4 separate regions of the Homo sapiens genome follow, and regions 1, 2 and 3 are each linked to region 4. A link is a contact called in ENCODE Hi-C or POLR2A ChIA-PET data. All regions are on one chromosome and are shown on one strand. The core of a region is the stretch at or near the end of the contact, and the rest is flanking DNA. Distances in the headings are between cores, read along the strand shown.

Region 1 (6,773 bases), core at 1-2,500, 7.7 Mb before region 4:
AAACCAAACAAAGCGCGGCCTGAGCGAGAGCCCAGGCGAGAAGGGAAGCCGCGGCTTTTCCTGCCGGCCGGGCCCGGCCCGGGCTGACACTGCGGCACCGGGGGACCCGCCTCCGCTCAGCTTGGGTCTCCCACCCCCAGGGCGCGCAGGCCGCCCCCGCCCGCCCGCCCGCCCGCCCGCCCCGGCCTCCCTTCCCGCGGTGCCCGGGAAGGCGGGCGGTTGGGAGGTAGCGCGGCCTTACCCCGCTCGCCGACGTTGTTCCGCTCCTGAGGCAGCGGCGGAGGCGGCGGTGGCGGCGGCGGAGGCTGCTGCTGCTGCTGCTGCTGCGGCGGCGGCGGAGGCTGCTGCTGGGGCGGCTGCTGCTGGGGCGGCTGCGGCGGCGGCTGCTGCGGGGGCTGCTGCTGCTGTTGCTGCACCGGGCGCGGCCGCGACACTCGCCTGGGTCTCCGGTTGGCGGCTCGGACGGAGTTCATTTGCCGGGCTGAGGTGGCGGCGTTGGCGGAGGGACACACACACGCACACGCACAGCGAGCTTCGGGGCAGGAGAAAGGGGTGGGGAGAGTGGGAGAGGGGGGAGGAAGGAGAGGGGGCGAGGGGAAGGGGAGACGCTGAGGGCGGAGGGGGCGAGCGGGACCCCGAGTCCGGAGAAAGGCCCGGGTAGACAGACGGAGACCGAGCGAGGCCGGCCGGGAGGGCCTGACGCACGGGGAAGGCCGAAGCCGCCGGGCGGGGCGGCCGCGAGGGACGAAGGCAGAAAGACGGGCAGACCGAGAGAAAGAAAGAAAGGGCGTCCGCCGCTTGGGGATCCCGAGGCGAAGCGCGGCGGCGGCGGCGGCGGCGGCTGAAGAGACAGATCCCGGTCCCGCCGACTCGCGAGCGGCGTCTCCGGCAGCGGGGGGAGTGGGCGGGCGGGTGAGGAAGGGAGAAAAAGAGAGGGAGAGAAGGGAGGGAGGGAGCAGGGGGCGCCCGGCTCTTTTTTTTCCCTCTTCCTCCCCCCCACACCCCCTGAAAGAGATTTCTGTGAGGAATTTTTCTCTCTTTCTTCGGTCTCTTCTCTCTCCTCCCCCCCTTCTCTCCTCGGCGAAGGGGAAATGAGTGTGAAGGGAGGAGATAGGGGGAAAAAGAGGCGTCGTCCTTCCTCCTCCTTAAAGGAACCTTTCCTCCTCCTCCTCGTCAGCCCTGTCGCCGCTGCTTCTGCTGCTGCTCCGTGGCAGGAGGAGCCATTGACACCGCCGGAGCCTCCACTCGCCCAGTCGGTCCCTCCCCGCCGCGGGGCTGGCCGGGGGCGCGGGGGAGGGCCGCGGGGCGGCGGGGGGAGGGGTGGGTGGGCGGGGAAAGGAGGGGCGGGGATTCCGTCCAGGCGGCCAATCTAAGGCGCCCGTACAACCTTCCGGCCAATGGGGCCTCCGCTCTTATCGCGAAGTCCCTTCAACGCCCTGTTTCCTCTCTCGGGTTTCCTCCCTCCCCCGCCTAGGAGGGGGAAAGAGGAAAGGGGGAGTGTGGCGGGGCGGGTGATAATGGGGAGGTATCAGGGCAAATAATAGAGCAGGGGGTGGGCGAAGAGAGCGCCAGTGCGTAGCGACGATTCTGGGAGAGGAGGTGCTCGGAGGAAAGGGCGGGGGTTGCTGATGTAATGGGGAGAAGTGATTAATCCTTCGGTTCGCCGTTTCAGCTTCCCCCCTACCCCAACCTTCACCCGATTTTTTTGAGCTGAAAAAAAAGTGGAACGAGGGAGCCAATCTTTGGTAACTCGGGTTTTCTGTGGTAGGTGGGTTCAAAATCTGAGCTGTAGGGAGCGCTAGAGATTTCGTGCCCTTTAGCCAAGCTGAGGGTATTTGCAAACCCTGAAGATTTCCGTCTCCGAGCTTTGGGCTTGGTAAGCGAAGTTTGGAGTCGGTGCCTAATCGTATATCATCTAAACCTTGAAAAGGCTTTGACCTTTGGCCAATTTGATTTGTTCTTTGAAGAAGTGTATACAATGTGTGGGAAAATAATATGTGAGAGGAGAGAAGTAAATGTGTTGATGTTGTGATTGTTTATGTGATTTAATTTTTAATTTTTTTTTTTTAGGTCCCACAAACTGCAAGGAAAAGAAAAACCCTCAACAGGAATTACCTTTATACCTGATGCCCCCAACATAATCTCTCTCCAAGGGAAACGTGTTTTTATTGCCTTGCGGCTGAAAATGTATTCTCGATTCTCCCCCTTCTCTCTTTTGTTGTGCATTTTTTGGATGTGGTAAAACTGGCAGTTTATCTGATTATCTGGTTTTCAGAACTTTGGGCGATGTCTCTGAGTGTCATCAGTTGCTCTCTAGGTTTGACATAGATAATTAAGCAACTACAAAGCGTGATAAAGCTTTTGAGAGGGAGGAAAATGTATTTTGGAAGGAGGGAGAGACGCAAAGAGGCGAGCCTGTGTGTTGAGTCCCAGACTTGGTGTGTGACTACAGGCAAAGTACTTCACCTTTCTAGATGTCAGCCCCGCCCCCCTCACCTCCCAAGTTTAAATAAGAACTTATTTTAGACTACATGATCCTGTTTTCAATTTTTAAGAGTTCTGTGATTTTGAGATGATCTCTCTTTAGTCCAGAAAAATAGAGAAACGTAGGTCTATGTTTGTTTCTCAAAAAAATATTTGAGGAGGACAGCTGTTACAAAACAGCTGGAGAACTCCAAATTTTTATGGTGGTTAGCTAGGTGCAAATGGGTACAATTTTAGGTTTGTTCAAATAAACATAGGGGAAAAGTAAAAGTACAGGAAAATTACGTTATACATATAAGTGTGTCCATCATTTCTGATTTTTCTAAAAATTTACTTTTTTATTTGACAAGTACTTTTTGGCTCCTTCCGTGTATGCATTAATATGTATATAAGGTGTTATGGGAAATACTAATAAAAGGAAAATATTGGGCATAAAGAGTTTGTATTTTGGTGTGGCAGAGTGGAAGTTTTACTTACATTAATTCAGATGTAAAGAAAATGTAGCTTGTTTATTTTCTGTAATTTTAACTTCAAGTCCCCACATCATCTCAATTTTTTAAAAAACATAACTGCTTTCACCTTTTATTTCCCCAACTCTCCTTCTAATATATTAATGGGAGGGGCGGGGTTTAGGGTTGTTATATGTGGTATAAGGGGTATCTTTTACATACCCTAGATTTCTAAGTTTATTGCAACAATTCTCTGACATATGGCAGTAAAATGCCTTGTTTTAGCAAAATTAGTATATTATGACAATTTCCTGATAGATGGTAGTAAAGTGTCTTGAGAAAGGAAGCACCTTTTTCAAATTCACAGAGTAACTGGTAGGGTGGTAGCATCCCTGAGGAATAGGGAGGTTTACAAGGGCATCTAAGCCACTAATGCCAGTCCTTATGTTGTCTTCTGGCGTGGAGTGGCTAGTATTGTCTGATGGCAGCCACTGTCGTTTATCATTTATTACTCATAAAACTGGTCATTTCTGTACTTTTGAGGCTGATTTCTTTTGCTGAAATCCATACATGAGCCATTTGCCCCATACACTATAACCTCTTTGTACTGACCCCGAGTCTCCACAGGTCCCTTGATCCTCATGGTTCTCACTGAGACACATGGGTACTTCTGGATTCCCCGAATACCACGTGTAGGCCTTGATGAGCCAGGAGCCTTGCTTTGGGCTTACTAGTTGTTGAGCCACTATCCAACAATGTTGCATTTTTCTCCTTATGTCATATTGAACATGCTGGCAGGCTGAAAGTAGAACTCCTAGACGTCTTAGTGTTTCACAGACATGTCCAGGGACGCAAACCACTATCTCCAACTTTCTTGGATTTCCCTATGTCTCTGTGCATATGTCAACTACATACCCTCAATTCTAGTTTCCACCCTGAGAGGGGATGGAAAGTAAGCACACTGAGTCTGATTAACCTCTTCCTTGTACCCTTTTCTTCTTTCCATCATGCCCCAGGGTTTTTAAGGAATGGATTTTTCTCCTTCCCATTTGTCAGGAACTTTCCTTCTGTACCGTATCCTCTTCATTTTTGAGATTTGGCATTTCTTCTGCTCCCTTTCTTGGAGCCGTGATAGCTGATGAAGTGCTCAAGAGAGAACCCAGTTTAACAATAATGGAACACCTATTGGGAGATATTAAAAAATATTATCCTATCCCTACATTACTGGTTTCTACATATGTTTAGTTTATTTCAGGGATTAAATGTTGAAGTCATCTTTGTGTAAAAGTGTTCAAACTCAATTGTGGAACTTAAGAGTTGTCAGGACGGACCTTGGAGATCATTAAATCTCATTTCTGTATTCAACAGACTAGGAAACTAAACTCCAAAGAAGGGAGGTGACAAAACTATAACTATTTGGTAGCAAAGCCACTGTCTGCCAATCCAGGGCCCTTTCCATTCAGAAGCATTGTAGACAGTATTTTGAGTTCTGGTGAGAACCCAAAATATCCTGGAAGGTTTTATCCATAGGCAGATCCACCTATATTAGTAAATAATTCTGTCAATTAGCTGTCATAAAAGTTATATATGTTAGAAAACAGGAGAAAAATTTAAAAGGATTTCTTTTAGGGGTGGGAGCCACCTAGAATTATTTCAGTAATACTTAGCATAATTTCAGAGGACTGAATTCCCTCAGGGTTTGCTCTCTCTTCAAGAACATTTGTGTTTGTTTTTCTCAGCTAATTACTGGTGCTTAAAAGGTTAGTGTACTTAAAATTATTTGTTTATAAAACCTATCACAATAGCAGTGTGGAAAAAATAAGCTCTTTAATCATTTTAATACCTGGCAGGTGATATTTACTGTGATTCTTAAATTATAATTTTACCATTTCAAAGATTCAGCTTCCCTTTCCTCTGTCATTCTATCATCTAGTCCCAAGCCGTCAGCACTTAGTTACATAAGACACCTCAAAGCTGCTCACTCCTTTTATGTCATTTAAGAAATTAGTTTGATCTGAATATGGTTTCCCTGCAGGAATAACCAGCTCTGTTTAAAATATTCTTGTTAAAGTATGAATGACTTATCTCACTAAGCTGCAAAAATTCATTCTTCAGTACATGCCCAGATAATTTTTTATCAGTTAGGTAGTGAAAATTAACTCGGAACTAAGGATTTAAATTTAACGTATATGTGGGAAAACCTGGTAAGCACACAATCCAATGATACCCAGAAGTTATCTTTAAAGAATTATAGAATCTGACTTTAATACCTTTCCCTGTGAAGTAATACAGAACGCTATTAAAAGAAATCAATTTTGTTCAAGTTTTAGGCTGGACTGTGATACACAGTGGTAAATCTTTGTTTTTTAAGAGCAGAACCAATTTCTTTTTATTATTATTATTATACTTTAAGTTCTAGGGTACATGTGCACAATGTGCAGGTTTGTTACATATGTATACATGTGCCGTGTTGGTGTGCTGCACCCATTAACTCGTCATTTACATTAGGTATATCTCCTAATGTTGTCCCTCCCCCCTTCCCCCGATCCCACGACAGGCCCCAGTGTGTGTGATGTTCCCCTTCCTGTGTCCAAGCATTCTCATTGTTCAATTGCCACCTATGAGTGAGAACATGCAGTGTTTGGTTTTCTTTCCTTGCAATAGTTTGCTGAGAATGATGGTTTCCAGCTTCATCCATGTCCCTACAAAGGACATGAACTCATCCTTTTTTATGGCTGCATAGTATTCCATGGTGTATATGTGCCACATTTTCTTAATCCAGTCTATCATTGGTGGGCATTTGGGTTGGTTCCAAGTCTTTGCTATTGTGAATAGTGCCGCAATAAACATATGTGTGCTTGTGTCTTTATAGCAGCATGATTTATAATCCTTTGGGTATATACCCAGTAATGGGATGGCTGGGTCAAATGGTATTTCTGGTTCTAGATCCTTGAGGAATCGTCACACTGTCTTCCACAATGGTTGAACTAGTTTACACTCCCACTAACGGTGTAAAAGTGTTCCTATTTCTCCACATGCTTTCCAGCACCTGTTGTTTCCTGACTTTTTAATGATCGCCATTCTAACTGGTGTGAGATGGTATCTCATTGTGGTTTTGATTTGCATTTCTCTGATGGCCAGTGATGATGAGCATTTTTTCATGTGTCTGTTGGCTGCATAAATGTCTTCTTTTGAGAAGTGTCTGTTCATATCCTTTGCCCACTTTTTGATGGCGTTGTTTGATTTTTTCTTGTAAATTTGTTTAAGTTCTTTGTAGATTCTGGATATTAGCCCTTTGTCAGATGGGTAGATTGCAAAAATTTTCTCCCATTCTGTAGGTTGCCTGTTCACTCTGATGGTAGTTTCTTTTGCTGGGCAGAAGCTCTTTAGTTTAATTAGATCCCATTTGTCAATGTTGGCTCTTGTTGCCATTGCTTTTGGTGTTTTAGTCATGAAGTCCTTGCCCATGCCTATGTCCTGAATGGTATTGCTTAGGTTTTCTTCTAGGGTTTTTGTGGTGTTAGGTCTAACATTTAAGTCTTTAATCCATCTTGAATTAATTTTTGCATAAGGTGTTAGGAAGGGATCCAGTTTCAGCTTTCTACATATGGCTAGCCAGTTTTCCCAGCACCATTTATTAAATAGGGAATCCTTTCCCCATTTCTTGTTTTAGTCAGGTTTGTCAAAGATCAGATGGTTGTAGATGTGTGGTATTATTTCTGAGGGCTCTGTTCTGTTCCATTGCTCTATATCTCTGTTTTGGTACCAGTACCATGCTGTTTTGGTTACTGTAGCCTTGTAGTATAGTTTGAAGTCAGGTAGCATGATGCCTCCAGCTTT
Region 2 (7,154 bases), core at 1,352-3,851, 5.4 Mb after region 4:
AACGCATAGTTAGGGTTGCCTAAGTAAATTTGGGCTCCAGGGTATTTTCAAGAAAGAAAACAGAATATGTGGAAAACAGCCTCTAAATAATGAAGATCTGGCCAGGCCCAGTGGCTCACGCCTGTAATCCCAGCACTTTGGGAGGCCGAGGCAGGCATTATCACTTGAGGTCTGGAGTTCAAGACCAGCCTGGCCAACATGGTAAAACTCCATCTCTACTAAAATACAAAAATTAGCCACGTGTGGAGGTGTGCACCTGTAATCCCTGCTACTCGGGAGGTTGAGGCAGGAGAATCACTTGAACCCAGTAGGTGGAGGTTGCAGTAAGCCCAGGACTTTGGGAGGCTGAGGCAGGAGGATCATGAGGTCAGGAGATCGAGACCATCCTGGCTAACACGATGAAATCCCATCTCTACTAAAAATACAAAAAATTAGCCATGCGTGGTGGCACGCACCTGTAGTCCCAGCTACTCAGGAGGCTGAGGCAGGAGAATCGCCCGAACCCAGGAGGCAGAGGTTGCAGAGAGCCAAAATCGTGCCACTGTACTCCAGTCTGGGCAACAGAGCGAGACTCCATCTCAATAAATAAATAAATAAGATCTGTGTGGTCAAGGTCAAGTCATTACTATTTACTAGTGATCTGGATCCCTTTTCCCAGCCCATTTAATCTACTTTGATGCAGAGAAGAGATCGGATGCTGTGAGGGGCGAATATAAGCATTTACAGTGCATCTCTGACTACATACACAGAGAAACTGTTTCTGTTTCACCTGTTACTCTAAGTTATTTTTTCTCCATTAGTTAAGGTCAAGAATTTTACTTAATTCAGAAGTAACATTTAACTCAAAAAGAGACAGAAGAAATACACCCTCTTCCAATAAATCAATAAGCACTTTAAAAGGACACTTAATGAAGATTTCCCTCGATACTTAAATAGCTATATTAAAATTTATTTTATTTTCCATGGCTAGAAGACAATGTTTATTTTTCCAGTAAGTTCACAAGAACAAAGGTATCATGCAAAGTAAATAAATGACACATTACAATCTCCTGGCTCTGAGAAGTTCCCAAACCTGATTGATGAGAATTACAAAACTTCCAGTCCTGAGTAATTTGAAGAGGTCTAAAAATAGACCCCAAAAAAGACCTCTTTTGAATGTGTGTTAATAAACGAGCTATGAATTTACAAACCTCTCAACATCATTTTCACCTACCAACAATTTATCAACTTCTCAAGAATGTTAACATTAAAAGGAGAAAATACGTTACGTCTTAAATTTGGTTTTTTCATCGTGAGATAATTAAATGCCAGGATTTCATAAGATATTAGAAATCGGTTGTCCATATTAGATTTATTATGTTTGAAAGCAAGCCCTGAGAAAGGCATTCCACAATGTAAGTTTTCCAGTGTTGGTTACCCTCAAGATGTTTGCTTTTCGTTTATGTGTTTGTTTTATAGAAATAACTCTGTAACAAGTTGCTACAAAGCCGCCTTTCATGTGTCAGGCTCCCTAGGAGGACTGAATCCCTCCTCCCCAAATCAAGGATAACTAGCCCAGTCTCTGGCTTACTGGAGGAGAGGAAGGACTTTATTTTCACCTCTTGGACGATTACAAAAACCAGTCATCGAAAACGAGAAAAGGGGCAGGGTATAAGAAAAACTAGCGAAATGACCAGACTGAGTCTCATATCCTAAGATCTTTTAAAACTCATTTCCCTACCGAAGGGTGTCATTCGTAACGCGGCGTGGGGCTGGGGGTGTGGATTTACGGAGAAAGAGGTGATCACACTTCACTGGGCTTCTGAAACATTCAGCTCTGGAATCTACTGTGGACTCTTGAAAAGTTCATCCCGAGATCTAACCTCAAGCCTCAGTTTTCGCCAAGCAAGCCCTTCCCCCTTCGGTCAGGTGCAACAAACTTCCCACTCACCCCTCCTTTGCTAACAAAGCCGCTCCAGCAGGAGAGAAACGAACTCTCTCCCGCCACACCTCTTTTGCACCCAGTCTGCACTCCTTCACCTCTTACCTACCCGCCTCACCTTCTCCCCAGACGCCGGAGCCTGAGATTTAACCCCTTCCGGCCCTCGAAGGGAAGAGGGAAGACTAAAGACAACGCACCTATTGCGTCTAGCAATTCTGTTCCCCGAGGAAACGTGCGTTTTAGAACAAAAGTACCAGCCCGCTCTCGCTAGGACTAAGTGAGCTTCTCCCTTCTTGTTTGTAGAGGAAATCCGAAAAACTGCCTGGTTTGCCACCTCACCCTACCTCCCCCACGAGCGAAGGAGTGCGTGCGGCTTTACTCCCAGCCCGACTGGTCCACTCCCAGAAAAGCCTCGGTGGGACTCCGACGTCTAGGGAGTTGTAGCCGCTACCAGAAATATCGATGAGCCTTTACCCTGAGGTTTAGAAAGGCAGCTCTTTCTGGGGCAAATACAAAGAGCGTGTTTCTTCCTACAAATTAGTGGCATCCTCCCGCTGTATGGATTCAGCTGGCAAAGTAACTCAAGCCTTGTCCTGACTGCAAGGGTGGGCGGGGTGGACGGCTCGGTGTTCTGCCCGTTGTGTCTTACGCTCCAGGTGCTGGTCTACGCGGGCCTGGACAGTCAGGGGTAGGAGCGGGAGCCGAGAGGAGGCGGAGGAGATGGCGTCCCAGCCGCCACCTCCCCCCAAACCCTGGGAGACCCGCCGAATTCCGGGAGCCGGACCGGGACCAGGACCGGGCCCCACTTTCCAGTGAGTGTGGGATTCTTCAGGCTGTGAGTTTAGTGGGCCCGAGCGGGGACTTGGCAGGAGGCGGTTGTAGCGGTTGTTAGTGGAGGTATTCCCTTCCCCCCTTTAACCAATACCCAACCTTGGGGATAGGGGCCGAGGTGGAGCTGGGGCGCTTACCAGTGGGGACTTTAGTGTCTCACAGCTGTTTCTGACCCGGCAGCTCTAATCAGCAACGTTTTTTTCGGGAGCTCCTGGGCGTCTCTCTGGGTCTCTGTGCTTGAAAGAAAGGGGGGCGGCTTCCTACCTACCGCTTCTGTTTTCACTTTGACAGAATGGCTTCTCTATCTTTAAAGCGTAGACTTTGGTCTGTAGCAGTTGAGAGCGGCATTTGTCCAGCCACGGCATCGACAGGGAGCAAAGTCTCTCCTTAAAGGTGTTAACCTCTCGAGAAGTTGCTGAAAGCCGGAAAGGTTTTACGCAACAGGAACTCAAGCCCCGTACACTTTGCATTCTTTTCCAGCATAACTCAGCCAGTGTTTCGGATCGAGATTGGAGAAGCAACTTTAAAGCAGGAGTTCTAGATCTGAGGCCTATGGATGGACTTTGTGTGCAAAATAGTGTATTTTTCTGAGGCCTGTATTTTTTTTTTGTTTGGTTTTTAATCAGTATCAGTTGGTTTCTAGGACTTTAAAAAGGCTAAAACATGCAGAGTTGGGAGTGTTTCGTGGCCTCGTGTGGCTTTTGTTTGGTAGTGCTGGACATCTTAATTCAGATAGGTGTGATTCAAATGTCAAATCACCTACTATTGTAGGTTTTCCTAAGCGTAAAAACCCCAACATATTGGAATGTATTTCTGCTGTATTCTGAAATCTTTTATTTAAACACTAAAATGCTTTAACACAGTAACGACTTAGTTTAATAAGGATATATACATAACAAGTAATAAGTTTGATTAGGCTGGTAAGCCACGGTGACATTATCTGCTACCTTTTTTTTGAGTGGGTTCTTTTTTCCCCATTTAGGCTGCTTGTCGAATGAGAGAGGTTTTATTTTTTGCATCTGTTAAAGTTCTTTTTATGTAAAATTAACCATTTTCCCACTTTATCGTGAAATATTTTAAACACAGAGACCAGTAGAGAGTAAGATAATACCTATATATTCACTACTCAACTTTAAACAGTGTTAACATTTGCCAGACTTATGTCGAATTTTTCAAAATAAAAGACGGCTAAACTCTCCCATTCTTCTTTATAGTGGTGACTATTGTCCTTATTTGGTGTTTCGCATACCCAGTAATGTTTTTATATTTTAGTACTTAGGTTTGTGCTATTTATATGCATTTTATATCTAAAACTTAACAATGTAACAATAATATATATTTTATATCTAATTACATGTTACTATTTATATATTATTTTTTGTATCTGTTTTTGTTTTTTCTGTTGCCCAATTTTCTATTGGCTTTATCTTTGCTTACCAATTTGTAAGAGTATTGTTAAACTAATCCTTTTTTGTTACTACATTTTGCTAATATTTTTCACTGTGTGGCTTCTCCTCTTTATATTTATGTTCAATTTTTTGTACAGATGTTTTTGATTTTAATACAGCCAAAATTGTCATATTTTATTGTTTATGCTTTTTGTCTTGGTTAAGAAATCCTGTCTACCTAGATCAGGACAGTTTTTCTGTATGTTTTCTTTTAAATCTTCCGGTTTTTTCATTTGCATTTAATCCACATGGAACTGACTTTGTATAAAAATCTAATTTTTTTTTCCATATAGGTAACTAATTGTCGCAGCACCATTTATTGAGTAGTCTATTCTTAGTTTTTAATGCCATCTATGTCATATCAAGGTTTCCTAAATATGTAGTTCTGTTTTGGGCATTTTCTGACTTTCTACTAGCACCACACTATCTTAATTACAGAATTTTATAAGTCTTGATATGTAGTATGTCAAGAGTTTCCACACATTGCTGTTCTTTGTAATTGCGCTCTTTACACTTAGTCCTTTATAAAAAGACTTACTGGGATTTTTATTGGAACTGAGCTGAATTTATGGATCAAGTAAGTTTTTATTCCATGAATATTGTATAAGCTACAATTGGTGGGAATTTATCTTTTTGCCTTAAATATCTTATAATTATCCACTTTGGGAGACTGGGCGGGCAGATCACGAGGTCAGGAGATCGAGACCATCCTGGCTAACTCGGAGAAACCCCGTCTCTACTAAAAATACAAAAAAACATTAGCTGGGTGCGGTGGCGGGCACCTGTAGTCCCAGCTAATCAGGAGGCTGAGGCAGGAGAATGGCGTGAACCCACGAGGCGGAGCTTGCAGTGAGCCAAGATCACGCCACTGCACTGCAGCCTGGGCAACAGAGGGAGACTCCATCTCAAACAACAACAACAACAAAAAACTTATAATTACCTCCATGAAATTTTTTTCCATATTTTATTTTTTATTCCTAGATTATTTTTGCTGTAGTAGTTGCAAATGGGCTTTCTTTTTTCCTTTTACATTTTCCAGTTGGTTATTAACTGGTATGGCAGAATGCTATTGATTTTTTTTAATGTAAATATTATGTACAGCATAATCTCAAACTCTTAATTAGTTCTGATGGTTTGGTTGAAATTCTCTTTAGTTTTGTGTAGCCAGTTCTGTCATTTACAGATAAGCTAGCATCCTTGTATTGGTCCTGACTTCCACTGGAGTGCTTCTGAAGTTTTACTGTTAAATGTGAAGTTTGCTTTTTGTTTTTGATAGATATCTTGTCAAAATTCTCTCTCTCTACCTTGCTCAGATTTATTTTATTTTATTTTTATTTCATTTTTATTTTTGTTTGAGATGGAGTCTCACTGTGTCTCCCAGGCTGGAGTGCAGAGACGCAATCTTGGCTCATGGCAACCTCTACCTCCTGGGTTCAAGTGATTCTCCTGCCTCAGTCTCCCGGACAGTTGAGACTACAGGCGCGTGCCACTCCGCCCAGCTAATTTTTGTATTTTTAATAGAGATGGGGTTTCACTATGTTGGCCAGGCTGGTCTTGAACTCCTGACCTCAGGTGATCTGCCCACCTAGGCCTCCCAAAGTGCTGAGATTACAGGTGTGAGTCACTATGCCCAGCCCTTACCTTGCTCAGATTTTTATTGTGAAGAAATATTAAATTTTATGAATGGCTTTTCTGCATCTGTTGAGACCATTGTATGTATTTTCGCTTTAGTATGAAAATGTGGGAATAGGAACAGCTCTGGTCTGCAGCTCCCAGCGTGATTGACGCACAGGACGGGTGATTTCTGTGTTTCCAACTGAGGTACCTGGTTCATCTCACTGGGACTGGTTGAACACTGGTCGCACCCCATGGAGGGTGAGCCAAATCGAGGCGGGGCATCACCTCACCCAGGAAGCGCAAGGGATTGGGGGATTTCCCTTTCCTAACCAAGGGATGCCGTGACAGACTATACCTGGAAAAATGGGACACTTCTGCCCAAATAGTGGGCTTTTTCCACAGTCTTAGCAACAAGCAGACCAGGAGATTCTCTCCCATGCCTGGCTTGACGGATCCTATACCCATGGAGCCTTGCTCAGTGCTAGCACAGCAGTCTGAGATCAATCTGCGAGGCAGCAGCCTGGCAGGGGGAGGGGAATCCACCATTGCTGAGGCTTGAGTAGGTAAACAGAGCGCCCAGGAAGCTTGAACTGGGAGGAGCCCACTGCAGCTCAGCAAGGCCTACTGCCTCCATAGACTTCAGCTCTGTGGGCAGGGCATAGCTGAGCAAAAGGCAGCAGAAACTTCTGTGGACTTAAACGTCCCTGTCTGATAGCTCTGAAGAGAGCAGTGGTTCTCCCAGCATGGTGTTTGAGCTCTGAGAACGGACAGACGGCCTCCTCAAGTGGGTCCCTGACCCCCGTGTAGCCTGACTGGGAAACACCTCCCAGTAGGGGCTGACAGACACCTCAAACAGGCAGGTGTCCCTCTGGGACAAAGCTTCCAGAGGAAGGATCAGGCAGCAATATTTGCTGTTCTGTAGCCTCTGCTGGTGATACCCAGGCAAACAGGGTCTGCAGTGGACCTCCAGCAAACTCCAACAGACCTGCAGCTGAGGGACGTGACCATTAGAAGGAAAACTAGTAGACAGAAAGGAATAGCTTCAACATCAACAAAAAGGACATCCACACCAAAACCCCATTTGTAGGTTACCAACATCAAAGACCAAAGGTAGATAAAACCACAAAGATGGGGAGAAACCAGAGCAGAAAAGCTGAAAATTCTAAAAATCAGAGCACCTCATCTCCTCCAAAGGATCGCAGCTCCTTGCCAGCAACGGAACAAAGCTGGACAGAGAATGACTTTGACGAGTTGACAGAAGTAGGCTTCAGAAGGTCGGCAATAACAAACTTCTCCGAGCTAAAGGAGCATGTTCTAACCCGTCGCAAAGAAGCTAA
Region 3 (7,358 bases), core at 4,442-6,941, 8.0 Mb after region 4:
GAAAGAAAAAACTATCAATCTAGAACTCTATATCCGGTGAAAATATCTTTCAAACAAACATTTTTCCACACATACAAAAGCTGAGAGAATTTTTCAGTAGCCAATCCTAACCACAAGAAACATTTTTAAAAAGGAACTACATTAGACAGAAGAAAAATCATACTATATTAGAAATACAGATCTATAAAAAGAAATTAAAAGACTGAAAATAGTAACCATATTGATGAATATTTAAGATATTTTCTCACTAAATCTCTTTTAAAAATAATTGACTAAGCAAAAATAACGATGATGTTGTATGGGGCTCATAACATGTAAAAGTAAAGTGGTCAGGAAAGGAGAAATGGAAGTAAATTATTGGCAGGTTTTTATACATGAAATGGTATAATATCACTTGAAAATACACTATGATAAAGGATGTATGCTATAAACCCTACAACAGTCACTAAAATAAAGTTACTGTCAATAAGCCAATAAAGGAGATAAAATGGAATTGTAAAAAATTTCAATTCATCAAAAAGAAGGAAGAAAAGAAGAGAGAACAGAGAACAAATGGGACAAATTGAAGACAAATAGCAAGACGTCATTTAAATTTAACCTTGAAATTTTGAAAACCTGGCAGAGCACGGTGGCTCATGCCTGTAATCCAAGCACTTTGGGAGGCCAGGCGGGCGGATCAGGAAGTCAAGAGATCGAGATCATCTGACCAACATGGTGAAAACCCATCTCCAATAAAAATACAAAAATTAGCTGGGTGTGGTGGCACGTGCCTGTAGTCCCAGCTACTCAGGAGGCTGAGGCAGAAGAATTGCTTGAACCCAGGAAGTGGAGCTTGCAGTGAGCCAAGATTGCGCCACTGCACTCCAGCCTGGCGACAGAGCAAGACTCCGTTTCAAAAAAAAAAAAAAGAAAGAAATTTTGAAAAATGTAAATAGTTATTTTAGGGTACTAGTGTCATGAGTGACTGTATTCTCTCTCAAATTTGTTGTTCAATAATAAAAGATAAAGTTCTAAGTCACCATGTTTCATATAAAATAGGATACATATGAGTGGTCAGTGCCTGTAGTCCCAGCTACCTGGGAGCCTGAGGCAGGAGGATCATTCAAGCCCAGGCGTTCTAGACCAGCCTCAGCAACCTAGCGAGACCACATCTCAAAGAAGAATAAGAAAAAAAAAGAGTGGCCAGAGATATATGTATGTCTTAAACTAAAACAAAAAATAAAACCAGGCTATGTGCAGTGGTTCATGCCTATAATACCAGCGCTTTGGGTGGCCAAGGCAGGAGGATCACTTGAGCCCAGGAAATCGCGGCTACAGTGATATGATCATACCACTGCACTCCAGCCTGGGAAACAGAGTGAGATGGCCTCAAAATAAATAAATGAATGAATAAATACCCACATACTAACACAGCTTAAAAAGAAGTAGATCACTAATATTTTGAAGACCCCAGTACCCCGTCTCCTACTCTCCTCCCCAAGCAACCACTATCCTGAATTCTGATTAATCATTCCTCTGCTCTTATTTATGGTTTTACCAGATGGGTTTGAAATCGTGAACAACAGTATTTGTTGCAAATTTTTAATTTTTATAAAAATTAAATCATAATGTATATATTATTATATGGTTTGCTTTTTTCAATTAACATTGTATTTTTGATGCTCATCCATGTTGGTGTGTAGCTATATTCATTTTCAATGAATCCAATGAAAATGAATTCATTTTCAATCAATCCAATGGATTTCAATGAATCCATGTTGGTGTGTAGCTATGTTCTATTCATTTTCAATATATTTTTACATTTTCCTATTGATGGCCATATGGGTAATTTCTAGAGCTGTGCTCTTAGAAACAGTGCTTATGAACATCTTGTACATCTCTTGATTTAAATGGGTATGTAAAGGAATGGAATTGCTACATTACGTTTCCAGATATAATGATCACTCTGTGTTATTAGCCTCATTGTATTAATAAATGAAGATTTATAGAGACCAGGAAACTTGTTCAAGGTCACACAGCTAGGTAGTAAAGTTAAGACCAATAAATTCTGCTCCTTTCACTTGAAAAAAACTCAAGGTTAGGTAGCTCATACTTCTGGAAACATGTAATTATCAAACAGAATCCTGATGAATAATGTTTTATCTTGTTTAACTAAAGTTAAAAGAGGAGGTCCTAGCAAATTATTCCACTCAATTCTACCACTTGACCACTCAAAGCAACTTGACTACGTAATGATCATGATTAAAACTTTTATCCTATTAAAATATCCTGTATTTCACCATTCCTGAAAATTCCAGTCAAATGTTATAGTTTAAAATGTGTACAAATTGTGTATGTATAAAATTGTAAGACATAGTAATAAAGTGGTTCTCATTGAGACTACAGTTTTAAATTAAATTACAAGCACTTTTATTTTTGCCATAACTAAATTTGGAATTACTACGTTTAAGATTCACTAAAGTGAATGTAATAATTATTTTTAAAATACTACATATTCATTTTAAGAAATTACTTGAGAATACTTTCAAAAATGTCCTGCATGTCACTTAAGCCAACAAATAATTTCCAAGATACCTAGCATTACACTTAAATTTTAAAAAGGGTAAAAAGCCAAAGTTTTTTTTTTCAGCTAAGGTCAACTATTTAGCTCTGCAATCTTTCCTTTAAAAAATATTTGTAATAATTTGGTCTCTGATTTATTTCACAAGTCTTAACCTTGCTTTATAAATAATCCTATTTTCAATCACACTCCATTATCTAACATGGCTGTTTACTAAATACATGATCCTATGGTAAAGTACATATTTCTAAAAATGTAGCTACTTAGACAGACAGCAATGTAAAGGCATCTTTACATTATAGTACTCTCTAAATATTACATTGTTACTTTCAACAAAAAGGAACCAGATTATAACAAAATTGTTATAAAATAGCTTAAAAGTGTAATAGAACTTCATTAAAGAAAACATTAAGATGAATGAGTTTTAACTAGATCTATAACAATTTTATATATGCTAGAGATAAAATTAATATGAGGTTAAATAATTTTCTTTTTTTTTTTTTTTTTTTGAGACAGGATCTCCCTTTGTCGCCCAGGCTGGGGTGCAGTGATGCCAGTGCAACTTCTGCTTACTGGGCTCAAGCAACCCTCCCACCTCAGCCTCTTGAGGAGCTGGGACTACAGGTGCACAACACCACACTCAGCTAATTTTTTAAAAATTTTTTGTAGAGACAAGGTCTCAGTATATTGCCCAGGCTGGTCTCAAACTCTTCGACTCAAGCAGTCCTCCGGCCTTAGCCTCTCAAAGTGCTGAGATTACAAGTGTGAGCCACCACGCCTAGCTGTGGTTAAATAATTGTATACTATAAAAAAGCATAAGATCTTGTGAGTTCCAAAGTGCCTTGGGTATCAAGAGCCAACATTCTATTTCAGAGATTTGAAACTTAATGATCCTTTAATATCTTTGCTGGATGTTGTTAGAATGGTATTTCAAACATTTTCTACAATTTGAATTAAATATTACCTTACTAAATAACGCGAGGCTGGGCAAAAAAAATGTTAAGCATAACTCCAAATATAGCATAACAGTTTAATGCTCTGTTTGTTGCCTTAACAAAAAATGAATGTCTGCAACACATTCACAAACCACCTGGAGATTCAAACTCACAGTGAAAGTGCAATGACATATTGTGCTACTTGACATTAGCTATTACCAAAGACGGTTCAAAAGGAAGAGAACACAGACAATCTTATTAGTATAATTGGAAATGTGCTGATATACCCACCTTACCAAACATCTTCTCTTGCAGTGTATTATATTACCTGAGAAAAGTAACTTACAATCAGTGCTAATATGCTCCTTAACCTGATTTACAAGGGCAACTAGCAATAAACAGAACAAGGCCCGTGAACTACCACACAGGTGACTTCAATTCTGTATATCTGGACTGGATGGGAATACGGGGGCTTACATGTTTGTGGCCTTCTTGGAGTATGGGAATGTCCTGTCCTGCTATAGGACTGCAGTGAGAATTCTGGTTATAAAAAGTCTCCCTTGTAAAATTCACTGTAAATCGAGGACAAAAATCATGAGATTGTTTTGTTATACTTTAAGTTCTAGGGTACATGTGCACAACGTGCAAGTTTGTTACATATGTACGTATACATGCCATGTTGGTGTACTGCACCCATTAACTCGTCATTTACATTAGGTAAAATCATGATATTTTTAAGGACAACAACATGGAAAAATCTTTCTGTTAGCAGCTAGTAGAAGAATTCATTTAGGAGGATAATGGAAGAAATTTTTCGTAACTGCTCAGAGTAAAAAGTAAAACTCAGAGAACCTAGGTTTGAGAATAATGCACACCTACTAATTCAGGACTAGACACATAAATTTGAGAGTTTTTGACATTAAAAGTAGCATTTGAAGTGATGCAACTTATGAATTAGCTCACTGAGGGATTTAGTATAGACAGAGAATACAGGCACCCCAATGTTAAGAGATCACAACTAAAAAAAATTTAGAAACTCCGCAGAACTGAGAACCAGTAACAAAAGAGGAAAACCAGGAAAGTATGTTGTCTGAGAGCCAAATGAATAAAGAGATACAAGGAGAGTCATTCAGGTATGATATTAATAAATGCTAAAAGTAAAGCATTACATTTCTTTCCAAAAATAGCAAATCCTCCAAACTGAAATAGAGAAAAATTGAAAGATATTACTTGGCATTCATTTATCAGTGACAGAGAAAAAACGGAAGTTCTAACAATGTTATCTAATAGAGATGTTTTATTCATTTTCATTACGTATATGCTGTGTATGCTACTCCCGAGCATCATATCTTCCTTTTAACATCCACAAGAAACAAGCTTTCAAAAAGCACAGCAATTCTCTTGGCAGCATTAATTTTAAAGAGAACCTCTTAAGTTGTTTTACCAGCTGAGACTGACTGACTAAACAACCAGTGTCTCCCCTTCAGTCGCCAGTCTTTCCTTAGAAATGCCTGTTTGGCATAACTTTAAGACTCAAGATGGTTTAAGGCGCATCCTGTTTCTTCCAAAAGGGAATGGACAAAACTCAACATTCACGGAGGGCTTAGAGCAAATTAGAACCGTATACTGTGACCTCCTGGAAGGGAGAGGCTCACCTCCTACAAAGTAAATGCTCAATAAATATTTTTGATATAACTCTGGAAGAGCTCCATTTGGGGTCGGGGGTGCACCTACTCCAGGGCACCACCCCCTCCAAAATAGCTGCATTCCCACAGCCCTCATACTCCGCTCAGAAAAGGGACCGGCGAGCTTGCAGGCATCCGCACAGCGGATAAAAGCAAAGCGGGACGGCGCACCAACCGCATTCCGGATCCTAAGGTTAAAAGAAAACCCCTTGCCCTCGGGCCAGGGCTCACCTGTCTCGGGAGTGGGGAAGAAGCGCGACTCCCGGCCGCTTTGGAGTAGGCGTCCCAGCAAAACTCTCGCCTCATCACCAGACACTACCCCGGGCAGAAGGTTCCTAGGCTAGGTCCTCGGACCCGAGAGGGAGCGACACGCTCGCTTGGTCTCTTGGGTCTCCAGGACGCCGCCGCCGCCGCCACAGTTTCCTCAGGTGCTACAAAGCAGCCAGGGTGTGCGTGCGCTCCCGCCTCGTCGCTTAGCAACCTGAGAAGCTGTCCGGTCGTCCCAACTTATCAATTCCCCCGCCCCTCCAGAGTGTCAATCGTTTTTTAAAAGATTTTGTTTCCGGGTCGATCCAGCTTTACGCAGCGGAAGGTCTCTTTACCTCCCACGTTTACCCTCATGGGAGGATGCAGTCTCAGTCACGCGCGTGGGGGTGATGTCGCTAAGGGGTGATTCTCCCCTCCCTAGAGTTACACACGCTATCTCTCCCGCCAATTGCCGGGCTCCATCAGGCAGGTCCTTTCCTCCTGAGCCCAAACCATCCGTTTGTTGTCGTCCTCCAATCACAGGGGCTCATCCTCAGGGACTACTTTGCAATCGGCGCAGAGCGCAGTGAGAAGAGCTTGAAAAAAACCTCTGGTATCGGGAAGTGTAGTTCAACACTTGAAGGAAATGCTTTGGAGATTGCGCCACAACCAGGGCAGCGTAAACTACAGTTCCCAGAGAGCGCCGCGTCGGGAGCGGAGCCTTTTCTCGCTAACACCGCTCGCCCTCTCCGAGTCAGTTCCGCGGTAGAGGTGACCTGACTCTCTGAGGCTCATTTTGCAGTTGTTGAAATTGTCCCCGCAGTTTTCAATCATGGTGAGTGTGGGCCCCGGGTTCCTGCCCACCTCTGGCCCTCGCGCCCTTGAGTGGGGTTTCTTGCACTTTAGGGACTTTTGGGAGGCAGCTGTGCAAGGCACTGTCCTTCGCGCCCTTTGGCAAGCTCGGACTCATCTTCTGGGGATTGCCGCAGTGACCCAGTAATGGGAAGGGATTGATTTCCACCTTGCGGGGTATGGGGCGCTCTTAGGAGGACTCTGGAGAAGTAGTTGTCCTGGGAGAGGAGCGATCTTAATCCTGCTGCATGACGGGAGGACAAAATGCGACGCTGCAGCTATTTTCCAAAGGACGTTACGGTGTTTGATAAGGACGATAAGGTTTGCGATGGGAGGGAAAGGTTGGGTCCTAACCCCTTTTTCTCCTCATTTGCCCACAGTGTTTATAACGGCTTTTGTCACAGGGACCTTGAAAGCAAAAAGCTGGAAAGGTAGTATTTACCAGGTGCTCCAGATTACGATCTGCGTTTGCAGCAGACGTGTTTCCGCCATATCTAATTTCTCAAAATGTTATTTGGAACCCGTTCATTGACCTTTTTTGTAATGCCAGGATATATTGAAGTGACAGCATCACTAACTAAATAACTACTGCAAATATTCTTTATTGAACTGTATATTGTGAATTCCAGAAGCACCTCTCTTAAATGTAACAGAGTAACCATTTTGTCATGGAAGACCTGGGTAACCTGCATCTCCATCGCTTGTCTCTGCTGAAAGAGAGGGGGAGGGGGAGAGTTGGTGAAGGAACTCTGGCGTAGGAATAATCTGCGTACTGCTTGAAGGTGACATTTGTCATCAAACTCAGAGAAATCGCTTCATACTATCAATACAATGGCTTGTATTTATAGTTGCGACTGTTTTTCCTACTTTATCTGCAAAATACTAAAACGGCTGGAGAATGTGGAGAAATGTTTGAATGAATTGGAAATTTCCCAGAACCTGAAAAGACACGTTTTCAAGGCAAGGGCATTACTCTCTCTGCCTGTCTAACGGGGCCAGTGGAGACAGCTACTAATTTCCAGTAGGTGTTAAACCTAGGTTTCCTAAATGTTTTGTCACATAATTAGTCATTTAAATTAT
Region 4 (6,455 bases), core at 1,182-3,681:
ACTTGGCTAACTACAGTTAAATAATACTAATAAATACATCTTAGAATAAACCGACAGTGGCTCAATCCAAAAATGATAATTATCACCAGTACAAAAACTTTTTTTCAGTCTGAAACTTTTAACCTGCAAGAGAAATACACATGATCTTTGTTTACCAAACATGTTTTTTTCTTGTCAGGAAAGCTTTCCCACCTTTGTCAGATTAATACTTCCTTGATCACAGATGAAGTCTTTCAAATTAAAGATAAACAACTACTTGCCTGTTGTTTCTGATATGCAGTATTTGGATTTATCTTTGATTCCAAGAGTAGTGATCCTGAAAGATAAAAAATAATACATCATAAGTCTCAAATGATAAAACCCTGAATAAAAATTAGAATACACATTAAAGCCGGGCGCAGTGGCTCACGTCTGTAATCCTAGCACTTTGGGAGGCGGGCAGATCACGAGGTCAAGAGATCCAGACCATTCCAGCCAACATGGTGAAACCGTCTCTACTAAAAATACAAAAATTAGCTGGGCGTGGTGGCGCATGCCTGTAGTCCCAGGTACACGGGAGGGTGGGGCAGGAGAATCGCTTGAGAGAGAGGGAGAGGAGGCAGAGGTTGCAGTAGCCCAGATCGCGCCATTGAACTCCAGCCTGGCAACAGAGCAAGACTCTGTCTCCAAAAAAAAAAAAAAAAAAAAAAAAATACACATTTAAACCCCGCCCCCCGCCCCCGCAAACTTTTCAAGTCTTTTTACCGAGTTGGACATCTTAATAAAATGTATTCGAATTCACATTTTCTCTCCAAATCTAGGCTTCACATTTAATCTAAAATATTTCACCCTATTCCCATACACCCTTAAAGGAAAAATTAATCTAAAACCAACAATCAAACCAAGGAATGAGGAGACTAGATGACTATTAAAATTTTATTGAAATAAAAATTTTAAGGTCTAAATGACCACTTCAAGCCATTCGTTTTAACAAAAGTTGTTTTATTGCATTCCCAGTTTAACAAATAATGCAAATTACAAAACAAAAACATCATGACAGGGATTAAATACTTAGTATAGAAATTACAGTGCTGCATTTATCCTTTCCTCATTAAGAACAAAAGAACACCTTCTGTAGAAGTGATGACTATTTAAAATAAAAGGGAACAAGCAAGAATACAAAATATGTCAAGACTAAACCTAAGATTATTTTTCTAACTGCCTATATCAGTTGTTCAAATCAAGTCCAGATTATACTATAAAAGGCATTTTAATTACGGCTCTACATTTTGTAATTTAAAATACTTCACATGACTACAATAAACCAAAGAACACAGCAGTTTACAACCTGCTTTGGTGTCCCAACTTGCTTAGATTGTAAGGCATTCACTTTCTCATAGCGCCTTCTACAAAGGCAGCCCGAAGAAATGCAGACTACAGATGTATGTGCTTGTGTGTCCATGTATCGTGGCAACAGTCAGCAATACAGCCAGGAAAACGTGCCTTTCGGTTTTCCCCAGCACCTGTCGACTGTGGCACCTGGGGCCCGTTGGTACAATTTTTTTTTTTTAAAAACACTCGGAAAGAAAAGTTTCCCTAAACCGTTTGTACTAGACGTATAATGGATAAGTAAATAAAGGGGGAGGAAGGTGTCAGCTCCTAGGGCGACATCAGTACCTAGTCTCTCACTACTTCCTCCCTTCTCTCTCACACTCTCCCCTCTTCAAAAGAGGAGGGACTGGAAAGGAAGGAGTCCAATCCTTAAGAGAGATGGGAGAAGGACAGAGAGTCTCGGTCTCCGAGGATAAGTCCAGTCAAAAGTACAGTACTTTGTTTTTGCCGTACACAAGAGCCAGTTCAGAACCAACGCGCTGTCCCGAAGGAGTAGCAACGGTAACGGGCCCAGGGCCCTAAACCCAAGCTGTGCCCCAACCAGAGGCACTATCCCCTATTCTACAGTTCCGATAACCTTACCGTCGGACTCTGCCCGAACCAGCAGCGACATCCCCTTGAGCTCCTCCACGTAAGTGGAGGAGACGTGCCCGGTGCCTCGGTCGTCCCATTGCCGGTCTTCGTTCAGGGTATAGACCTTCACTCGCCGCCGCGTATCCGACATGGTGGCTGCTGTCTCCACCGCTCTAGCCGCCGCCTCCTCGCTTACCTCGTCCGCGCTCCTCACTCTTAGGAGACGGTAAAGGCAGTAGTGGCGGTGGCGGCGGCGGCGGCTTCGGAGAGGCCCGAATTCACCATGGCTCCAAAGGTTCAGCCGCGAGAAGGGGTGACAAGAGCCACTGAGGCCTCTCCGCCCGGAGGCCCCGTTACCTCTCACTTCACCCGCGCATACACCCACTCTCCCGTCTCTTTGCCCCCCAGGGCTCGCTTGCTCTCCCGCCGCCGCGGTAACTACTACAGATCCGCCATCTTGTAACCCGACTCTCTCTGCCTTTCTCTTCCTCCTCCAGCAGGCTCGCACGGGCTGTCCTAGCAGGGGCTACGGCGGCCGACAAGTCCCATGAGCAGCACCTCCGCTTCTGCACGCGCTTCCCAGGCCGGAATGCTCGGCGCTCTCGCGAGGAGGGGTACCGACTGGGGCGGGAGTACTTCGGCGAGACTTCCTCCTCTTTCGGCCCGACTTCCTCCTCTTTCGGCCCCGCCTCTTGGCGCGGGGTCGCAATTGGGCGGGAGGTTCTCGCGATCTCCCCGTCCACGCCTGCGCCGCGAGAGGCCGCTAGGTGGAAGGGGACTTCGGTTCCGCACGTCGTCATGTTGTTGGATGGCACCAGTATGTGACGTTCCTAGGAACTTAGCTCTGAGGAAAAAACAAAGCAAACCGGGGAAGTACGTAGCCTTGAACCGGAGTAACCAGGGACAGAAAGGAAGGAAAAGGGTTTCATACCTTCACGGAACGACGCTCACTTCGTCCGCCTGAGGAGGAAAAATAAGTTTAAACCTTTCTGTGAAAAAGAACGTGGAGCCCTTTCTGCCGAATGGAAACCCGCTAAACCCCGTTATGGAGTCTGCTACAATTAAGCATCTAACCAGGAATTGTCTATGGACACAACTCTCCAGGCAATTCATGCAGAAAGTGTGTTGACGATTTCCTGTTTCTTGCAGAGCGCTTCACCGTTAAGGCTCTTAGTAGCTGGCGATTGTAAAGCACATTTTCCGCTTCATGAAAATACAGTGCTCTTCTTGTGTTTGTAACCTTGGAAAGTAAGTCTGCTATGATAAGTTTAGGGAAGTGGCGGGGAGCTACTTTCCTAACATATCTGTGATTGTTTTGATACTTCTCAGTTTCTCGCGGGCATTTCCTGCGTTCTCTATAGGGCTCTCTTGCACTGAATAAGGAAAGGAGGAATTCTCTCTGCATTGAGGCTATTATCGCACATTGTGCGGTGGATATAGTCACGCGCTGGGTCGTAGTAGCGTGTCGTTTATTTCAGTCCAGCTCACTCTTGGTAGAATCCCTTTATTCGTTTTGTTGTTTTTGATAGTCTCTCTCTGCTTCCCAGGCTAGAGTGCAATGGCGCTATCTCGACTCACTGTAGCCTCCGCCTTGAGGGCTCAAGCGATCCTCTCACCTCAGCCTCCCGAGTAGCTGGGACCGTAGACGCCTGCTCCCCATCCCCGCTATATTCGTTCTTTAATACAGTCTCTCAGCTTGTTCAGCTGCCACTTCTGTGCAGCTCATTAGCCTGATCGGTGAAAACTAGGCGAGACGCGCACACTGACCCTGCAGTGCATCTTGGGAGTTGTAGTCATAACTAATCAATGGTCTTGTTAAAACGTGCTTATGTTTTGACCAGATCGCTTAAGTGTGGACACCCTTCAGCAGTACACTACAACGTGGGTCAGTGTACAGAACACATGCTGATAGAAATAATTTCAAAATCTGGATTCATAGTTTTTTTTTTTAATCTAGAGACCTCAGAAAATGTACTTGAAGAAAATCATCATAATATAATACATAACAATAGAGCCAATTAATTGATGTGATGAAAGTGGACAAAATGTATTTTGACCTCAGAGAAAATAACATTTCTGTCTTGGAAGAGTCAGAGAATGCTTCACACAATTTTTGAGCCTGATGTTAGACTCTCCAGCCTTCTGTCCAAGCCTCACCCTTTGGTTACTCCCCAGGAAGACTGAACTTGGGAAGAGGATTGTGCAGACCCTGGAGTCAGGCTTGGCGTTTGGGATAGGGAATACTAGAGTGCCCACAGCATGGTCTGGAAAAGGGAAAGTGGGCTGCAGGTGGCTACAGTCCCATGATTCCATGGATTTCAGACCCCTCCAAAGCACAGGGCTCAGTGCTTATCCAAGTCTGAGGGCCCCCCATAACCACATCTTCCCCAGCAGATGTTCTTTGCTTCAGGCAGTCATCAAAGTTCCACTTCAAAGAGTTGCTAACCAAATAAGCCCACAATCTTCCTTTTTTGTTGTTTTGAATAAGTAATGCCTTTACACATATGAAATTAAAAAGAGAGGCCGGGCATGGTGGCTCACGCCTGTAATCCCAGCACTTTGGGAGGGCGAGGTGGGCAGATTGCCCGAGGTCAGGAGATCCAGACCAGCCAGGCCAACGTGGTGAAACCCTGTCTCTGCTAAAAATACAAAAATCAGCTGGGCGTGGTGGTGGGGGCCTGTAATCCCAGCTACTTGGGAGGCCGAGGTAGGAGAATCGCTTCAACCTGGGAGGCAGAGGTTGCAGTGAGCCAAGATTGCACCACTGCACTCCAGCCTGGGGGACAGTGTGACAGACTGTCTCAAAAAAAAAAAAAAAAAAAAAGGCAAAGATATATAGTGAAAACTAAGTCTTCTTTTAGTCTTTGTCTCCTGCCACTCATAGAATTTTCCTCTTGGAATCACCTCTATTCCATTTTCCTGTGTATGTTGCCAGAGCAGGGCTGGCTTCATGGTGGTGACCTGTACAGATAGGCACTTGGTTTAATGTTTTGCTGTCACTAACTTGAAATTCAGGAAAGTTTCTGGACAAGGGCCCTGCGGTTTTATTTTGCACTGGGCCCACAAAGTATGTATCTAGTCCTATTCCAGAGATATTCTATGCATATACAGGTAATTATATGTAGATATGTATGTAGTGGTCCAGTAGTGGTCCAGGGCCTGTTAGGAACTGGGCGGCACAGCAGAAGGTGAGTGGCAGGGGAGCCAGCATTTCGGCCTGAGCTCTGCCCCCTGTCAGATGAGCAGGGGCATTACATTCTGGTAGGAGTGAGAACCCTATTGTAAACTGCACATGCAAGGGATCTAACCTGTGCACTCCTTATGAGAATCCAACTCCCCCTTTCCATGGAAAAATTGTCTTCCACAAAACCAGTCCCTGGTGTCAAAAAGGTTGGGGACCTCTGTAGTAGGCTACCATCTAGGTTTGTTTAGGTACACTCTATGATGTTCACACAACAAAAAATCACCTGATGATGCATTTTTCAGAAAGCATCCCCATTGTTAAGGGACACATGACTGTAATGGAATACTATTCTTTTCCTTCCTTTTTATTTTTTGTGGAGACAGGGTCTCTACATGTTGGTGCCCAGGCTGGTCTCACACTCCTGAGCTTAAGGGATCTGCCTGCTTTGACCTCCCAAAGTGCTGGGATTACAAGTGTGAGCCACCATATCTGAACCCCTGTCCCCCACTTTTTTTTTCTTTCTTTTTTTCCATACACAGTCCAGGCTGGAGTGCAGAGGTGTCATCTCGGCTCACTGCAACCTCCGTCTCCCGGATTCTAACGATTCTCCTGCCTCATCCTCCTGAGTAGCTGGGATTATAGGTGTCCGCCACCACGCCCAGCTAATTTTTGTATTTTTAGTAGAGATGGGGTTTCACCATGTTGGTGAGGCTGGTCTCAAACTCTTGACCTCATGTGATCCACCTGCCTCAGCCTCCCAAAATACTGGGATTACAGGGGTGAGCCACCGTGCCCAGGACAGCCTTTTTTGGGTCAGTGTGTATATAGAGCTAACTCATTCTACTTAATGGCTACATAGTATCCCACTGTGATAGCCGCAAAAGGCAGACAAATCCTAGGCAGACAGGGGCAGGTCCCTGGTGAAACCCTTCAAGCTGAGGACAGTTTAAAGGCTAGCCACAAGACCAGGATAAATCCACAGACCAGATTGAGAACCTCTCTTCCCATTTGGCGTGCTTTCTTCTGATTGATCCCCACCCTTCACCTATTTTACACATATCCTTTCCTAATTGTTTTTTTACACTGTTGTACCTACCTTTGAGTGGTGCTGTTGTTTTAGCCTTTTTTGCATACTCACAAACCAATCAGCATGCACGCCTTCATTCTGAGCCCATAAAAGCTGTGGACTCAGCCGCACTGAGAGAGAGACCACCTGACTTTGAGTGAGGGACCACCCTTGCATCCTCTCTCTCCTGAGAGCTGTTTCATAGTTCAAATAAAACTCTTCTCCACCCTCCTCACCCTTTGATTGTCAGCGTAACCTCAT

Evidence for each region. A loop is a pair of places that touch in the nucleus more often than their neighbours do. ChIA-PET counts read pairs that join two places held with the same protein, here RNA polymerase II (POLR2A). Pooled maps may share reads with other maps.
Region 1: a loop to region 4 is called in a map of CD4-positive, alpha-beta memory T cell, with 18 times the contacts of the local background. The contact joins the promoter of FBXO11 here to the promoter of PPP4R3B in region 4. A Hi-C loop is called at or near these places in 1 of 168 maps with a recorded cell type or tissue (CD4-positive, alpha-beta memory T cell) and 6 of 50 pooled maps. POLR2A ChIA-PET finds 5 or more read pairs at or near these places in 4 of 52 experiments (A673, GM12878, PC-9 and 1 more).
Region 2: a map of CD8-positive, alpha-beta T cell shows a loop between it and region 4 (19-fold over the local background). The contact joins the promoter of PEX13 here to the promoter of PPP4R3B in region 4. A Hi-C loop is called at or near these places in 2 of 168 maps with a recorded cell type or tissue (CD8-positive, alpha-beta T cell and naive thymus-derived CD4-positive, alpha-beta T cell) and 10 of 50 pooled maps.
Region 3: a map of naive thymus-derived CD4-positive, alpha-beta T cell shows a loop between it and region 4 (21-fold over the local background). The contact joins the promoter of WDPCP here to the promoter of PPP4R3B in region 4. A Hi-C loop is called at or near these places in 1 of 168 maps with a recorded cell type or tissue (naive thymus-derived CD4-positive, alpha-beta T cell) and 9 of 50 pooled maps. POLR2A ChIA-PET finds 5 or more read pairs at or near these places in 1 of 52 experiments (Caco-2).

What each region holds. Positions count from the first base shown.
Region 1 is chr2:47,905,248-47,912,020 of GRCh38, forward strand. FBXO11 (F-box protein 11) reads right to left here and starts at 1,251. Exons shown (of 23, transcript NM_001190274.2): 1 at 242-1,251. The coding sequence starts at 473. It overlaps LOC100506235 (a long non-coding RNA gene), which reads left to right and starts at 303. Exons shown (of 2, transcript NR_187636.1): 1 at 303-552; 2 at 2,071-2,920. RefSeq lists silencers at 24-73, 84-203, 564-753, 1,244-1,343 and an enhancer at 1,413-2,197.
Region 2 is chr2:61,015,119-61,022,272 of GRCh38, forward strand. PEX13 (peroxisomal biogenesis factor 13) reads left to right here and starts at 2,602. Exons shown (of 4, transcript NM_002618.4): 1 at 2,602-2,733. The coding sequence starts at 2,642. It overlaps PUS10 (pseudouridine synthase 10), which reads right to left and starts at 3,137. Exons shown (of 18, transcript NM_144709.4): 1 at 2,890-3,137. RefSeq lists an enhancer at 3,009-3,058.
Region 3 is chr2:63,582,786-63,590,143 of GRCh38, forward strand. It overlaps WDPCP (WD repeat containing planar cell polarity effector), which reads right to left and starts at 5,692. Exons shown (of 18, transcript NM_015910.7): 1 at 5,412-5,692. The coding sequence starts at 5,486. It overlaps MDH1 (malate dehydrogenase 1), which reads left to right and starts at 6,178. Exons shown (of 9, transcript NM_005917.4): 1 at 6,178-6,261. The coding sequence starts at 6,259. RefSeq lists enhancers at 4,857-5,377, 5,889-6,208.
Region 4 is chr2:55,615,191-55,621,645 of GRCh38, forward strand. PPP4R3B (protein phosphatase 4 regulatory subunit 3B) reads right to left here and starts at 2,432. Exons shown (of 17, transcript NM_001122964.3): 1 at 1,954-2,432; 2 at 261-316. The coding sequence starts at 2,095. It overlaps PPP4R3B-DT (PPP4R3B divergent transcript), which reads left to right and starts at 2,740. Exons shown (of 3, transcript NR_186624.1): 1 at 2,740-3,192. RefSeq lists enhancers at 1,388-2,314, 2,315-3,239, 2,333-2,732, 2,753-2,802 and a silencer at 5,248-5,297.